Regions from separate parts of the Homo sapiens genome. Here region 2 is linked to region 1. Evidence: read pairs that join two places in POLR2A ChIA-PET (ENCODE). Cell type or tissue: IMR-90. All regions are shown on one strand. Each heading gives the region's core, and the rest is flanking DNA. Links, peaks and the distances in the headings are about the cores only.

What was found. Peaks named below come from ENCODE experiments on the same cell type or tissue, not always from the same donor. Only the 100,000 strongest peaks of a DNase experiment are listed, where the experiment ranks them.
Region 2: POLR2A ChIA-PET joins it to region 1 with 23 read pairs; 11 of 35 experiments call an interaction of 5 or more read pairs at or near these places.

The regions. Positions count from the first base shown.
Region 1 is chr12:122,717,024-122,725,358 of GRCh38, reverse strand. No RefSeq gene overlaps it. Among named protein-coding and RNA genes, the nearest start is that of HCAR3, 4.4 kb to the right of the region's middle. RefSeq lists a silencer at 3,869-3,918. In IMR-90, for the core only: no CTCF peak of the experiment used is centred there; a DNase peak (open chromatin) is centred at 4,678; H3K27me3 peaks cover 101 bases.
Region 2 is chr12:122,665,517-122,673,851 of GRCh38, reverse strand. No RefSeq gene overlaps it. Among named protein-coding and RNA genes, the nearest start is that of MIR9902-1, 26 kb to the left of the region's middle. In IMR-90, for the core only: no CTCF peak of the experiment used is centred there; a DNase peak (open chromatin) is centred at 4,271.

The sequences.
Region 1 (8,335 bases), core at 323-8,322:
CTTTCAGTTTTGGTCTATTCTCGGAATGGATTTCCTTACCCTTTATTAAAACCAAAATGTTTAACATGGCATCTGAAGGTTACTAAAGTGCAGCAGCTCCTTGGAGGGGATTAGAACTCTGAGGCACAAGGGCTTGAGCCAGTTGTTCTCAAGGTGGAGACTTGGCTGCACTGTGAGGCGTGGTCTCTACCTGTTGGCTTCCCAGGCCTTCTGATTCACAGAGGTTTCTGATACGATTCAAGAAAGACTCCATCATCACAACGAGTGCATAAATGGCTTCAAGATCAGCGACCTACTTTGCAGGCCCCAGTGAAAAATGAAAATGTGGGGTCCCTTGTTCAAAAGGTGTTAATGGCTGAGCGAGGTGGCTCATGCCTGTAATTCCAGAGCTTTGGGAGGTCGAGGCGGGAGGATCACTTGAGGCCAAGAGTTTGACACCACTCTGGCCAACATGGTGAGACTCCATCTCTACAAAAATTTTAAAAATTAGCCAGGTGTGGTGGTGCGTGACTGTAGTCCTAGCTACTTGAGAGGCTGAGGTGACAGGATCCCTTGAGACCAAGAAGTAGAGGCTTCAGTGAGCTACGATCATGCCACTAAATTAAAAAAAATTTTTTTTTCAGACAGTCTCGCTCTGTTGTCCAGGCTGGAGTGCAGTGGGGCGCATCTTGGCCCACTGCAACCTCCCCCTCCCTGGTTCAGGCGATTCTCCTGCCTCAGCCTCTTGAGTAACTGGGACAACAGGCGCATGCCACCGCAGCAGGCTAATATTTTTATATTTTTAGTAGACACAAGTTTTCACCATATTGGCCAGGCTGGTCTTGAACTCCTAACCTCGTGATCCACCCACCTCAGCCTCACAAAGTGCTGGGATTACAGGTGAGAGCCACTGCGCCAGGCCAAAATTTTTTTTAAATAATAAAAAGTATTAAGAATTTTGAAGATGGTAGCACAGGGCCCTTCTGAGCTCATCCACGAAGCAGAGGCTGTAAGTTTACACACATTTATTTATTTATTATATATATTTCTGCTATATAATTTTTACATATGACATGTTGTTTATCGTCATATTTACCATATTATATGTCATATTTATATATGTACATTATATAATATAAATATATAATTATTTATATATTAGAGAGAGATGGAATAGAATAAACAGATGAAACAGATGGGCTCACATATGAGCCAAATCTGTATTCGGGTTTCTGTGTATTGGACTATAAAATGACATAGAGGGAGGGGGGTAAATATTTTATTCCTTATAAGGATTCATTCATTCATTTCCTATTTCAAGGTACATTAATGAAGCACTAGCTCTATACTGGACACAGTAGAAACATAAATGAAAAACATAGCCACGGGGCCCATTGTAGAAACCAAGGGAAAAAATAAAATTAGAAAATAAAAAATTATAAAATATGGCCAGGGGTGGTGGCTCACATCTGTAATCCCAGCTGTTTGGGAGGCCGAGGTGGGCAGATCACTTGAGGTCAGGAGTTCAAGACCAGCCTGGCCAACATGGTGAAACCCCGTCTCTACTAAAAATACGAAAATTAGCTGGGTGTGGTGGTGTGTGCCTATAATCCCAGCTACTCAGGGGGCTGAGGCAGGAGAATCGCTTGAGCCTGGGAGGCAGAGGTTGTAGTGAGCTGAGATCACACCACTGCACTCCAGCCTGGGCGACCAAGCAAGACTCTGTCTCAAAAATAAAATAAAATAATACAATTATCCTGTGGGACCCTGTGTTTGGCACTTTCACACAGGGTCCTGCAGGAGAATCCAGGGCCCTTACTCCTGTCTTAGTCGTCTCAGAGGAAGTAGCTTGCAAACTCGGCTCTGAAGGATGGACAGGAAGCCACCAGGGACACAGTGGGGAAGGGTATTCCAGGCAGATGTAGAAAGGTGAAAAAGAGCCAAGTGTTTGGGAAATGCAGGAAGACCAATAGGGCAGGAACGAAAAGTCCAGGCTGGGGCTGCGACCACTCGGTAAGACGTGAAGCCATGAGGTCAGCCGAGGAGGGAAGGGTCTGTTGTCTGTTCTAACCCTTAGCGTGACAGAAGATTCATGAATAGACTTTCAGATTCCTCTCTATCTTGTTTTTCTTTTTGTTGTTGAGACAGGGTGTTGCTCTGTCACCCAGGCTGGGGTGCAGTGGCATGATCTCAGCTCATTGTAACCTTGAACCCCTGGACTCCAGCAATCTGCCTCCCTCAGCCTCCCAAGTAGCTGGGACCACAGGCATGTGCCACCATGCCCAGCTAATTTTGGTATTTTTTGTAGAGACCAGGTCTTGCTGTGTTGCCCAGGCTGGTCTTGAACTCCTGAGTTCAACGGATCCACCCACCTTGGCCTCCCAAAGTGCTGGGATTACAGGTGTGAGCCACCATGCCTGGCCTCTTACATTTCCTTCTAAGAGTTTTTTAGATTTAGCTCTTACATTTAGGTCGTAACCCAAGTTGAGTTAATTTCTGTGTACCGTGTAGCAAAGGGGTCCAGTTCTTTTGCTTGTGGTGACCTAGTTGTCCCAACATCATTTATTACAAAGACTCTTCTTTCCCCCATTGTCTTGGCACCCTTGTTGAAAATCAGCTGATCATGAATATAAGGGTTTATTTCTGGACTCTCAGTCCTGCTCTCTTGAGCTGTAATATCTATCCTTATGCCAGAATCACACTGGACTACTGTAGCTTTACAGTAAAGGGAGAGTTCTCCAACTTAGTTCTTCTTTTTCAAGATTATTTGGTTATTCTGGTTTGCCCTTAGGTTTTTTACAATAAACCCAAACTTTTCAAAACCATGAAGTGCTCTTCTCCTTTTTCAAAAGAAATGTGTGTGTGTATCTATGTGTCTCTGCTAGTCAGTATGATCAGCTTCCTCTCTACCCCCTTACTTCCCAGCTTCTACAACTACATCTCCTTCGTTGGGGGCCCAGGGGCCCCTTATTTCCTGCTAGCCAAGGGTCCTGACTCAGTGTCATCTATATTCTGTAGTGGTGAGTCTGAATAGCCCCAATGTGCTGTACCTCCTGGCACTCCCACCCTTAGGTGGCACCTCCCAGTGGAATATGGACTGGCTCTGTGATTTGTTTTGCCTGATTGAATGTGGTGGAGGTGATGTTCTGGGGTTTCCAAGCCCAGGGATGGAGAAGGTCTGCCTGTGTGCCTTCAGAAGCCCTAAGTATGTCCATGTACAAAGTCCAGACTATGTCGTGGAAAGAAGATGTGAAGAGGCTGTGTGTAGATGCCACATAGAGGGGCCACACAGAGAGGCCACAGGGACGCCATGTAGAGAGGCATCAAGGTTCTGTGGAGACAGAGAGAAGCCTGAGTGTCCCAGTGTCCTTCTTAAGCATCCGTATGACTCTAGCCCGGCTGCCATCTGAGAATCCCCAAATGAGAAGCACCCAGCTGAGGCCAGCCAACACAGAGAACCATGAGAGATGACACAATGGAGGTTGTGTTAAGCCGCTATGTTTTGTGGCAATTTTTAATGCAGCAATAGATAATTAAAACAGAAATCCGATGGCCTGGCATGGTGGCTCACACCTGTAATGCCAGCACTTTGGGAGGCCGAGGCTGGAAGATCACCTGGGCCTACGGTTCGAGACCAGCCTGGGCAATGCAGTGAGACCCTATCTCTATTTAAATAATAAATAAAACCAAAAATCCCAGGTTAGTTCAAAGACACGAAATAGTTACTTAACCTCCTGATGCCTCGGTTTCTCAATCTGTAAAATGGAGATGATAATGACAATAATAATACATCTGTCACAGGGTTTTTGTGAAGATTAAAGGAGATCACATATGCAAATCTCTCAGTACAATGCAGTCGTGTCACTATTAATTTTTACAATAATTCAATCCAGTTTAGTGGTACACATTCAAGTTGTCATAAGATAACCAGGCATGGAGATTCAACTGGGTGAGTGATAAATTTTAAGTGGAGTTTCTACGAAATGCGGAGGGATCACTGCCTTCACTCTTGAAATGATTCATTAAACAAGTTTCTGTACAACTCATACACTTGTAAGAAAAAAATAATAAATGCATGAAAGAAGGAAACAAGCAAGACAAAACATGCTCACTGTGCAGTGGGAAGACCGGAAATTCCATCGGAGGCACCAGAATCCAGCGAGGCTGCCCTTTAGAATCTGCCCGAGTAGCCGCGGACTTTGGTTTAGAATCATGTAGTGTGAGAGCTGGGAGGAAGTTCGAAGATCATCTAATTCCTCATGAGCGGGTGAGGGGTTAAGGGGTTTCACAGCTAGTTAATGAGAGAGCCAGAACATACATCCAGGCTCCAGGTTCTTTTGCAAACTTAACATGTGTGGTTGTTCTTTTATTTATTTTTATTTTAATATTATTATTATTTTTTGACATGGATTCTCACTCTGTTGCCCAGGCTGGAGTGCAGTGGTGTGATCTTGGCTCACGGCAACCTCCGCCTCCCGGGTTCAAGCGATTCTACCTGCCTCAGCCTCCTGAGTAGCTGGGACTACAGGTGCCTGCCACCACACCCGGCTAATTTTTGTATTTTTAGTAGAGACTAGGTTTCACCATATTGGCCAGGCTGGTCCTGAACTCCTGACCTCATGATCTGCCTGCCTCGGCCTCCCGAAGTGCTGGGATTACAAGGGTGAGTCACCAGGCCTGGCCTGTGGTTGTTTTTTTCTAATTTTATCCATGACTATTGTTTAAAAAAAAACACACACACAAAATATTATGAAATTGTGAAACTTAGAAAGGGAGAGTCCCTTGCAAATTTCAGCTTCTAGAAATAAATACTGCTGACTTCTCTGACTCTTAGTTAATAAAGGCCCTTAGGATTACTTTATGAATGTTGTTGACAAGTGTCCACATACATCCAAGAAGGAAGCATGGTATTCACAGGCAGCAAGAACAAGAAACAAATACCAATTATTTCACTAAAGCCTGAACAGCATGACCTCCATCCCCACCATGCCCTGAGCAAGATCTTCAACCTTACAGACAAGGCAATAACATAGTAAGAGGCAGTGAGCATGATGGTTAGGGACACAGGCTTTGAAGTCACTGCCAGATTCAAATCCAAGCTCAGCTGTTTTTTTTCTTTTAGTTTTGAGACAGGATCTCACTCTGTCACCCAGGCTGGAGTGCATTGGCACGATCTAGGCTCACTGCAAGCTCCGCCTCCCTGGTTCATGCCATTCCCCTGCCTCAGCCTCCCAAGTAGCTGGGACTACAGGTGCCCGCCACGACGCCTGGCTAATTTTTTGTTTTTGTATTTTTAGTAGAGACAGGGTTTCACCGTGTTAGCCAGGATGGTCTCGATCTCCTGACCTCGTGATCCGCCCGCCTCAGCCTCCCAAAGTGCTTGGATTACAGGCGTGAGCCACGGCGCCTGGCCTCTGTTTTTTTTTTTTTTTTTTCTAAACAGAGTTTCACTCTTGTTGCCCAGGCTGTAGTGCAATGGCGTCATCTCAGCTCACCGCAACCTCCGCCTCCTGGGTCCCAGTTCAAGCAGTTCTCCTGCCTCCGCTACTGAGTAGCTGGGATTACAGGCACGCGCCACCACACCCAGCTAAATTTTGTATTTTTAGTAGAGATCTGATTTCACCATGTTGACCAGGCTGGTATCAAACTCCTGACCTCGTGATCCGCCCACCTCAGCCTCCCAAAGTGCTGGGATTACAGGCGTGAGCCACTGTGCCCGGGTTTTTTTGTTTGTTTGTTTGTTTGTTTGGTGGAGTCTCGCTCTGTCACCCAGGCTGCAGTGCAGTGGCACAATCTTGGTTCACTGCAACCTCCAACTCCCTGGTTCAAGCGATTCTCCTGCCTCAGCCTCCCAAGTGGCTGGGATTACAGGCGCCCGCCACCACGCCCAGCTAATTTTTGTATACTTTAGTAGAGACGGGGTTTCACCATATTGGCCAAGATGGTCTGGATCTCCTGACCTTGTGATCCTCCCGTCTCGGCCTCCCAAAGTGTTGGGATTACAGGCGTGAGCCACCGCGCCCGGCCATGCTCTGCTCTTATGAGCTGGGTGGCCCTGAATATTTTATCCTCTCTGAGCTTCACTTTCCTCATTTGAAATCAGAATCAATAATAATACCTTCCACATGGGCTACAGTCAGAGTGAAACAAGCAACTATAAAAGCACTGAGCTCCTGGCTAACATGGTGAAACCCCATCTCTACTAAAAATACAAAAAATTAGCTAGGCGTGGTGGCGGGTGCCTGTAGTCCCAGCTACTCGGGAGGCTGAGGCAGCATGGCGTGAACCCAGGAGGCGGGGCTTGCAGTGAGGCGAGAGCGAGACTTTGTCTCAAAAAAAAAAAAGCACTGAGTATGGGTTCCAGCACATGGGAAGCTCTCTATAATGTAGGTGCCACCATCATCTTCATCATTGTCTTCATCTCACCTGGATCATCATCAAGTACTTGTAGTTCTATGGGAACCTAATATTAGGTCATCCTAACTCTAGTTTACTTGAAGACTCTATAAGCTCCTATTATTGAACCTGCGTTTGCAGCTAAAGAAATAAATTGACATCTTATGGCCGGCAGTGATGGTTCACACCTGTAAGCCCAGCACTTTGGGATGCCAAGGCGGGAGGATCACTTGAAGTCAGGAGTTCAAGACCAGCCTGGCCAAAATGGTGAAATCCATCTCTATTAAAAAATACAAAAATTAGCCAGGCACGGTGGCGGGCACCTGTAGTCTCAGCTACTTGGGAGGCTGAGGCAGGAGAATGACTGGAACCCAGGAGGCAGAGGTTGCAGTGAGCCACTGCACTCCAGCCTGGGCGATAGAGTGAAACTCCATCTCAAAAGAAAAAAAAAAAAAAAGGAAGAAATTTACATTATATAACTCAAAGTAGAAGCAACATAGTTTAGAAGTCTCCTGCATGGAAGAATTCATAAGACCAAAATATTAAAGGGAGAAAACATTCTATAGGATGACACCCAATCGCACTGACAAGCAGAGAAACAATGTGTGCAATGGTGTCCCGCTACAAGGCAGGGTTCCATGTCCTCTTAGGTCCTGTCACTCTAAGTTTAATTTTACAAAAATGGGGGCTTTAAAAATATCACATACTTAGTGGGGGAGGTTTTGCGTGTGTGGAGACAGAGTGCACAGGACCGTCCGTACTTTCTGCTCAATTTTGCTGTGAATCTAAAACTGCCCTAAAAAATAAAGTTCATTAAAAAAAAAAAATCACGGCCAGGCGCAGTGGCTCACGCCTGTAATCACAGCACTTTGGGAGACCGAGGCGGGTGGATCACAAGGTCAGGAGTTCGAGACCAGCCTGGCCAACACAGTGAAACCTCGTCTTTACTAAAAATACAAAAAATTAGCTGGGCGTGGTGGCGCACGCCTGTAGTCCCAGATACTCAGGAGGCTGAGGCAGAAGAATTGCTTGAACCTGGGAGGCGGAGGTTGCAGTGAGCTGAGATTGTTCCACCGTTCTCCAGCCTGGGTGACAGAGTGAGACTCTGTCTCAAAAAAAAAAAATCACATCCTAAGGTCCCAAGGACATAAAACAAGTTAGAGACCTCATCCAGTTTTTTGTTTGTTTCAGGGACCTGCAACCAACTTTCTTACTGACCAGTTTCCTGGGCTGTCTAGAACAGACAGCTTATGGGGTACTAACCCCATGCTCTATCCTAAGGTACCCCTCTTCATGCAGAGCGACACAGAAAAACAAATTTGTAGCACAAAGTACACCCGATTTGCTACAGCTTACAACTAGCCTCATGAATCCTTTTCTCATTAATTCAAAGTTTGCAAAAAAAAGAAATCACATACTTAAATCACTTGAGCACAGAAGCATATCAAAATCTAATATAAACAAACAAAAAACCCAACTTATTTTAACATGCCACTGAAACTGGGCTCAAGTTTTCAAACATCTTATGAAATATTACACTCTCCAGCAGGCTTTTTTTTTTTTCCTAACTGGAGATGAATGGCAGAGTTCTGATATGGAAAAGCACTCCATGTTTGTACAGAAAGGTAGCATAGGAAAAGTGGTCAAATTCAACCAGTCTGTCCTCATCAAACAGGCAACTACTGTCTTCTCAGCATTTCCAAAAGAAATCATATGCCTGCTACTGTTTATGTCATATGCCTGTTAATTTTTCATGCTAATTCTTAGTGTTTCTGGAAAACCTCACTGTTTGGCACCAAAAATTATTATTGCTATTGTTGTTGTTTTGTTAATTATGTCAGCCAAGCAGATGACGGTGAATTAATTCTGCAACGTTGAGTACTCAGTTGGCATACAAGCACCCAGCCTTCCAAAGGGATGTCCTTCATGTTTCACTGATTTTCGAATGACAGTCAGCTTG
Region 2 (8,335 bases), core at 228-8,227, 51 kb after region 1:
CTGTCTCTACAAAAAATACCAAAAAATTTGCCAGGCGTGGTAGTATGTGCCTGTAGTCCCAGCTACTTGGGGGCTGAAGTGAGAGGATTGCTTGAGTCCAGGAGGTCGAGGCTGCAGTGAGCCATGATTGCGCCATTACACTCCTGCCTGGGCAACAGAGCAAGACCCTGGTCTCAAAAAAAAGAAAATTCAGAGACAACCCTGGCGCACCCTCCATCTGATGGCACTACTTGGAAAAGACCTGATCAAGCTGCAAATAGCCCTGAAAAGAAGACTTAACAAAGGGAAAAAGAAAGAGAGCGAAAACCATGTTCAAAACATAGGCAGGGCTGGGCGCGGTGGCTCACACCCGTAATCCCAGCACTTTGGGAGGCTGAGGCAGGCAAATCACTTGAGGTCAGGAGTTTGAGACCAGCCTGGCCAACATGGCGAAACCTGTCTCTACCAAAAATACAAAAATTAGTTGGGTGTGGTGGTGCACACGTGTAATCCCAGCTACTTGGGAGGCTGAGGCAGGAGAATTTCTTGAACCTGGGAGGCAGAGATTGCAATGAGCCAAGATCATGCCACTGCACTCCAGCCTGGGTGACAGAGTGAGACTCCATCTCAAAAAAAAAAAAAAAAAAAAAAAAGAACATAGGCAGATGACATTTTAACTCAAAATGGAACAGGATAGACTGGGGATTTGTGTAATAGAGAAGGACCCTTAGAAAAGAGGATTATTGAAACCAAACGGATATCCCATAAGGGAAATTATAAGAAATGCTAGATTATCTCAGCCAAACCTCAGAAAGTGGGGTGGGGAATAGATGTGTTTCATGAGTCTCTCAGGGAACAGGGGGCAGGGGAAATGGAAGAGAGGGGAAGCGAAAGCGCTCTAAAGGTGTCATCTCACTGGGGTGAGGGAGAAGGGGAGTGCGACAGGAGAAATGTATATTTGATCTCTGCCCTTGGTTTCTAACACAGAGCCTCTAAAACCCTTGCAATTTCCTGAGGATAGGTGAACATCCTTTGCGATTATTTTTATTCTTAGTCTCTGGTTCCTGACACAAGAGCTTTTAAGACCCTTGAAATCCCCAGAGTGTGGTGATTGTCTTTTAATATGCTGATGAGATGACTGGTAGCTGGAGTCCCCAGACAGCTTTAGCACAGGGGCTGCTCCCTGCAAAGACCAAGGCATGGCCACAGGATTGGAGCTATCAGCTCCACCCCTTGACCTCTGGGAGGGGAGAGGGGCTGGAGATTGACTTAATCATCAATGGCCAATGGTTTTGTTTTATTTTGAGGCAAGGTGTTGCTCTGTCACCCAGGCTGGAGTGCAGTGGCATGATCACGGGTCACTGCAGCCTCAACTTCTCCAGGTTGAAGCGATCCTCCCACCTCAGCCTCCCATGTAGCTAGGACTATAGCTGCACACCACCAGCTAATTTTTGTATTTTTTGTAGAGACACAGTTTCACCATGTTGCCCAGGCTGGTCTTGAACTCCTGGGCTCAAGCGATCCATCTGTCTCAACCTCCCAAAGTGCTGGGATTACAGGCGTGAGCCACTGGGCCCAGTGGCCAGTGATTTAATCAGTCACACCTCCATAATGAAGTCTCCACAAAGTCCCTAGAGGACAGAGTTCAGAGAGCTTCTGAGTTGGTGAACTCAATGAAGTGCTAGAGGGACACATCGGAGGGCGCATGGAAGCTCTGCACACTCCCGCCCCATACTATATCCTCCATGCATCTCTTTCCACGTAGCTGTTTCTTAGTTGCATTCTTTATGACAAACCAATAAATATAAGTAAAGTGTTTTCCCGAGTTTTGTGAGCTATTCTAGCAAATTACTGAACCTGAGGATTGGACTGTGGGAACTTTTGATTTATATCCGGTCAGTTGGAAGTACAGGTGTATTGGGTAAACAAAGTCTGGTACATATACACCATGGAATACTACACAGCCATAAAAAACACAATCGGCCAGACATGGTGGCTCACGCTTGTAATCTTAGCACTTCGGAAAGCTGAGGTGGAAGGATTACTTGAGCCCAGGAGTTCTAGACCAGCTTGGGCAAAAATAGTGAGACCCCCCGTCTCTACAAAAAAAAAAATGAAAAACAAAAAATTAGTCAAGCATGGTGGTGCACGCAGTAGTCCCAGCTACTCGGAAAGCTGAGGTGGGAGGATTGCTTCAGCCCAGGGAGGTCGAGGCTGAAGTGAGCTGTGATTGAGCTATTGCACTCCTGCCTGGGTAACAAGAGACCCCATCTCAAAAAAAAAAAAAAAAAAAAAGACTGAATAAAACATGTCCTTTGCAGCAATGTGGATGGAGCTGGAGGCCATTATCCTAAGTGAACTAACACAGGAACAGAAAAACAAACACCACCTGCTCTCACTTATAAGTGGGAGCTAAACCTTGAGTTCGCGTGGACACAAAGAAAAACACAGACACCAGGGCCTATTGGAGGGTGGAGCGGAGGCAGAGGGAGAAGATTGGAAAACTACCTATGAGATACTGTGCTCATTACCCCTGTGACAAAACAATCTGTACACCAAACATCAGCAACACGCGATTCACCCATGGAACAAACCTGCACATGTACCCTCTGAATCTAAAATAAAAGTTGGAAAGGAAAAAAAAAAGTACCTGTGGGAAGCTGGGACTTGTGATTGGGGTCTGGAGTGGATGGAAGCCGTCTTGTGAACTGGGCCCTTTAGCTTGTGGGATCTGATGCTAACTCCAGGCTGAACAGTGTCAGATTTGAACTGTAGGACACCCAGTCAGTGTCCAAAGAGAACTGGAGTGCTGCTTGGTGTGGAAACCCCAGTGGGTGTCAGGAGTGTTGTGAGTGTAGAGAAAAATAGTTTATTTTTTTTCTTTTAGGGATGAAATAGATCAAGGAGGGTTGGGCGCGGTGGCTCACGCCTGTAATCCCAGCACTTTGGGAGGCCGAGGCAGGTGGATTGTTTGAGGGCAGGAATTTGAAACCAGCCTGGACAACATGGCGAAACCCTGTCTCTACAAAAAAAAAAAAAAAAAAATACAAAAATTAGCCAGGCGTGGTGGTGCGCACCTGTGGTCTCAGCTACTTGGGAGGCTGAGGCAGGAAAGTTGCTTGAGTGTGGGAGGTTGAGGCTGCAGTGAGCTGAGATCGTGCCACTGCACTCTGGCCTCGACAACAGAGAGAAACCCTGCTAAGGAAAGGAGGGGAGGGGAGGGGAGATCAAGGAGCTGAGAGGACAGGGTACTTCAGTGAGGAAAATAGTAGGTCCTATGTTTCTCATTTTAAGAGTGAGGAAATTAGTCATGAAGGAAACAAGGAGACCTTCTTTTTTTTTTTCTTTTTTTTTTTTTTTTGAGACGGAGTCTCGCTCTGTCGCCCAGGCTGGAGTGCAGTGGCGGGATCTCGGCTCACTGCAAGCTCCGCCTCCCGGGTTCACGCCATTCTCCTGCCTCAGCCTCCCAAGTAGCTGGGACTACAGGCGCCCGCCACTACGCCCGGCTAATTTTTTGTATTTTTAGTAGAGACGGGGTTTCACCGTTTTAGCCGGGATGGTCTCGATCTCCTGACCTCGTGATCCGCCCGCCTCGGCCTCCCAAAGTGCTGGGATTACAGGCGTGAGCCACCGCGCCCGGCCCAAGGAGACCTTCTTACCAAGCCTGGGAACTCAGAAGCTAGGGGAAAAAAAGACGGATATATTTGACCGTATAAACACTGAAACATTTTGTGTGACAAGGGATACCAGAAATAAAACCAATTCAAATGATGGAGCTGAAAAAATATTTGTAATACAAATAATAGTCACCAACTTCTATTGATGAACTTAGTGTGTGCCAGGCTGAATTCTACGTACCTGACACACATTAACTCATCATCTCTAACAGCACTATGAAGGAGGAATTACCGTGATGATGATGATGATGATCACTATTTTATAGTTGAGTACAGAGGTTAAATAATGAAGGTAAATAATTTGCTGAGGTCATGTGGCCAGTCAGGGCTCAGTCAAGATGTAACCTTTGGCAGCCTGCCCCAGCACCAAACCTCTTAATCACTTTGTAGATGAAAGCCAAAAGTCAAATGGACACTATATAAAGAGCTTTTACAAATTGTTCTGAAAAAGAGAATCAACCAATACAGAAATGGACTTAGACTATAAATAGACCATTTGCGGAGGAGCAAAACCAAATGGGTAACCAACAGTATGAAGAGACCCTCAAACTTACAGGGGTCAGACACTTGCGAATGAAAGCAGCAATGAGACATCTCTCTACATTCCTCAGAATAAACTGATTCATCAAGCTAAAACGAGAAAAAAAATCTCAAATGCTGGCAGGAATATGGAGAAAAGGGCATGCTCAGATATGAAGTTTTGTAGTCATTTGGGAAAGCAATTTGGCAACATCTGTTAAAATGGAAACTAAACATACCCTTTGATCTTCTAATCCCACTCTTGAGAATCTATCCAAAGAAATAAAAACACCAACACTTAAGGACAAGAATGTGTATTGGAGCACTGTTTTTGTGTGTGTGCATGTGGCAGAAAACTGACCACAAAGTGAACGCCCATCAAAAAGAAAAGGCATAACGAATAATGCTACTTCCACCCTATGGAATATCATATAGCTATATAAAAGGAATCAATGCCGGCCGGGCGTGGTGGCTCCCGCCTGTAATCCCAGCACTTTGGGAGGCCAAGACAGGTGGATCATGAGGTCAAGAGATCGAGACCATCCTGGCCAACATGGTGAAACCCCGTCTCTACTAAAAATACAAAAAAATTAGCTGGGCGTGGTGGTGCATGCCTGTAGTCTCAGCTACTCAGGAGGCTGAGGCAGGAGAATTGCTTGAACCCAGGAGGCGGAGGTTGCAGTGAGCTGAGATCACGCCACTGCACTCTAGCCTGGCAACTGAGCAAGAGACTGTCTCAAAAAAAAAAAAAAAAAAAAAAAAAAGAAATCAATGCCTCTGACTGGCAAAGTTTCCGCAAATTATTGTGAAGTGTGAAAAGCATGATACAAAAAATGTGTACATTGTCTCCCATTTTTATGAAACAAAAAATATCTATATGTAGAGGACTTTATGCAGACACAGGAAAGCATAGAGAACGCCTATGGGTTAATATCTGTTACTTGTAGGGAGGGGTTGGGAGACTTATGTGGGTTGAGCTGGAAAACCAGGAGTCAGATGAGAAAAAGCTTTACCAGGGGTGGCAAACCACAGCCCACAGGCCAAACTAGCCTGCCACCTTTTATAAATAAAGTTTTAAAAAAATAAATAAAGTCTTTTATAAATAAAGTTTTATTGGAACATAGCTATTCACAGGGCCAGGACTAGGGAGAGGCTGAACCACTCGCTCACTCTCAGCATCACCCCTGCACTTTCAGGACCTGAGATGAGTGTCTCCTTAGAGTGTGCACCCCAGGGGCCTCTGTCCTCTCACCCTAGAGTATTTGCATTCATTTACGTATGATCTGTGGCTTCTTTGTCACTACAAGGCAGAGTTGAGTAGTTGGGACAGAGACTGCATGACTTGCAAGCCTGAAATATTTACAGCACAGGTAAAGTTTGCAGGACTAAGTTTGCCTGGAGTAGTCTAAAATAAAATTGGGTATATGGGCCAGGTGCAGTGGCTCGAGCCTGTAATCCTAGTACTTTAGGAGTTCGAGGTGGGCAAATAGCTTGAATCCAGGAGTTCAAGATCAGCCTGGGAAACATGGTGAAACCCATCTTTACAAAAAAAAAAAAAAAAAAAAAAAGATTACCCCAGGTGTGGTGGTGTGTGCTTGTGGTACCAGCTACTCAGGAGGCTGAGGTGGGAGGATCGCTTGAGCCTGGGAGGTGGGCAGTGAGCTGAGATTGAGCCACTGCACTCTAGCCTGGGTAACAAAGTGAGACCTTATCTCACAAAAAAAAAAAAAAAAAGGCCAGGAGCAGTGGCTCACGCCTGTAATCCCAGCACTTTAGGAGGCTGAGGCGGGCAGATCACAAGGTCAGGAGTTTGAGACCAGCATGGCCAACATAGTGAAACACTGTCTCTACTAAAAATACAAAAATTAGCCGGGCATGGTGGCGCGTGCCTGTGGTCTCAGCTACTCGGGAGGCTGAGGCAGGAGAATCACTTGAACTGGGAGGTGGAGGTTGCAGTGAGCAGAGATCGTGCCACTGCCCTCCAGCCTGGGCAACAGAGTGAGACTTCGTCTCAAAAAAAAAAAATAGATATATGAACACATTAACATACCCAATAAAAGATTCTGTATTTGTCTGTCTATATATAAATTTTAACAAAATAAGATGAATCAGAGTCTTTAATCTGGTAGCCTACTGGCCCGAAGGGTTGGCTATTGTGTTTTTGGTGAGCCAGCAGTGATTTTATAAATTCCTATAGTCTTCTGAGTCTGTGTCCCCTGCACGTGTTTCCATTAGACACAAGGTTTGCCCTCCCAAGGACCACAGTATATAAACAAATACACAGTCTATCTGTGGAATTTTTTTTTTTTTTTGAGTCGAGTCTCACTCTGTCTCCCAAGCTGGAGCACAGTGGCATGATCTTGGCTCACTGCAACCTCTGCCTCCCATGTTCAAGTGATTCTCCTGCCTCAGTCCCCCTAGTAGCTGGGATTACAGGTGAACACCAACACGTCCGGCTAATTTTTGTTATTTTTAGTAGAGACGGGGTTTCACCATGTTGGCCAGGCTGGTCTCAAACTCCTGACCTTAGGTGATCTGCCTGCCTTGACCTCCCAAAGTACTCGGATTACATGTGTGAGCCACCGAACCTGGCCTGTGGAATTAAAATTTGGGTGCGGTGGCTCGTGGCTACAATCTCAGAACTTTGGGAGGCCGAGGTGGGCAGATCACTCGAGGTCAGGCATTCCAGACCAGCTGGCCAACATTACAAAACCCCGTCTCTATTACAAATACAAAAATTAGCCCGGCGTGGTGGCACATGCCTATAATCCCAGCTACTTTGGGAGGCTGAGGCATGAGAATCCCTTGAACCTGGGAGGTTGCAGTAAGCCAAGATCATGCCACTGCACTCCAGCCTAGGCGACAGAGTGAGACTCTGTCACAAAAAAAAAAAAAAAAAAAAAAAAAAAAAAAAAAATTCCATGGGGCCAAGTATAGTGGGGAGGCTAAGGTGGGAGGACTGCTTGAACCTAGGAGTTTGAAACCAACCTGGGCAACATAGCAAGACCCCATCTCTACAAAAATAAAAATAAAAAATAACTTGGAGGGCTGAGGTGGGAGGATTGCTTGAGCTTGGGAATTTGAGGCTGCAGTGAGTTTTGATCATACCACTACACTCCAGCCTGAGCAACAGAGTGAGACCCTGTCTCAAATAAATAAATAAATAAAAATTAAAAATCAGCTGGGTGTGGTCATACATACCTGTTTTCCCATACTCAGGAGGCCGACATAGGAGGATGGCTTGAGCCAGGAGTTTGAGGCTACAGTGAGCCATGATTACACCATTGCACTCCAAACTGGGCAACAGAGAGAGACCCTGTCTCGAAATAAAACCAAATAAATAAAATAAAATAAAATAAAATCAAGCTGCATGGGAGGAAGGGTGTTGGCGAGGATATCGGGAAACTGGAACCTCGTGCATTGCTGGCAGGAATATACAATGATGCAGCCACTGTGGAAAATAGTTTGGCAGCTTCTCAGTAAGCTAAACACAGAATCGCCATGTTACCCGGCAATTCTACTCCTAGGAAAATATTCAAAAGATTGAAAACAAGTGTTCAAACAAAAATTTGAATACATATATTCACAGAAGTACTATTCTCAATAGCCAGAAAGTAACCCAACCCCAAATGTCCATCAACCGATGAATGGATAAACAAAAGGCAGTCTATCCACACAAAGGAATACTATTCAGACATGAAAAGGAATGCAGTACTGAAGACAAGGAATGCTGCATCATGGATGAATCTTGAAACATTATGCTGACTGAAAGACACGAGCCAGGTGCAGTGGCTCATGCCTGCAATCCCAACACTTTGGGAGGCTGAGGCAGGTGGATCGCTTGAGCCCAGTAGTTTGAGACCAGTCTGGGCTACATAGCGAGACCCCATCTCTATAAAAAAAAAAAACGAAACTTAGCCGGGCGTGGCGACGCATGCCTGTAGTCCCAGCTTCTCAGGAGGCTAAGGTGGGAGGATCACTTGAGCCTGGGGAGGTCGAGGCTTCGCTGAGCTATGCTGACGCCACTGCACTGAAAAAAAGAGAGAGAGACAGAGAGAGAGAGACAAAGAAAGAAAAGAAAAGAAAAGAAAAGAGAAAAGAAAAAGAGAAAAGAGAAGAAAAGAGGAAAGAAGGAAGGGAGTGAGGGAATGAGGGAAGGA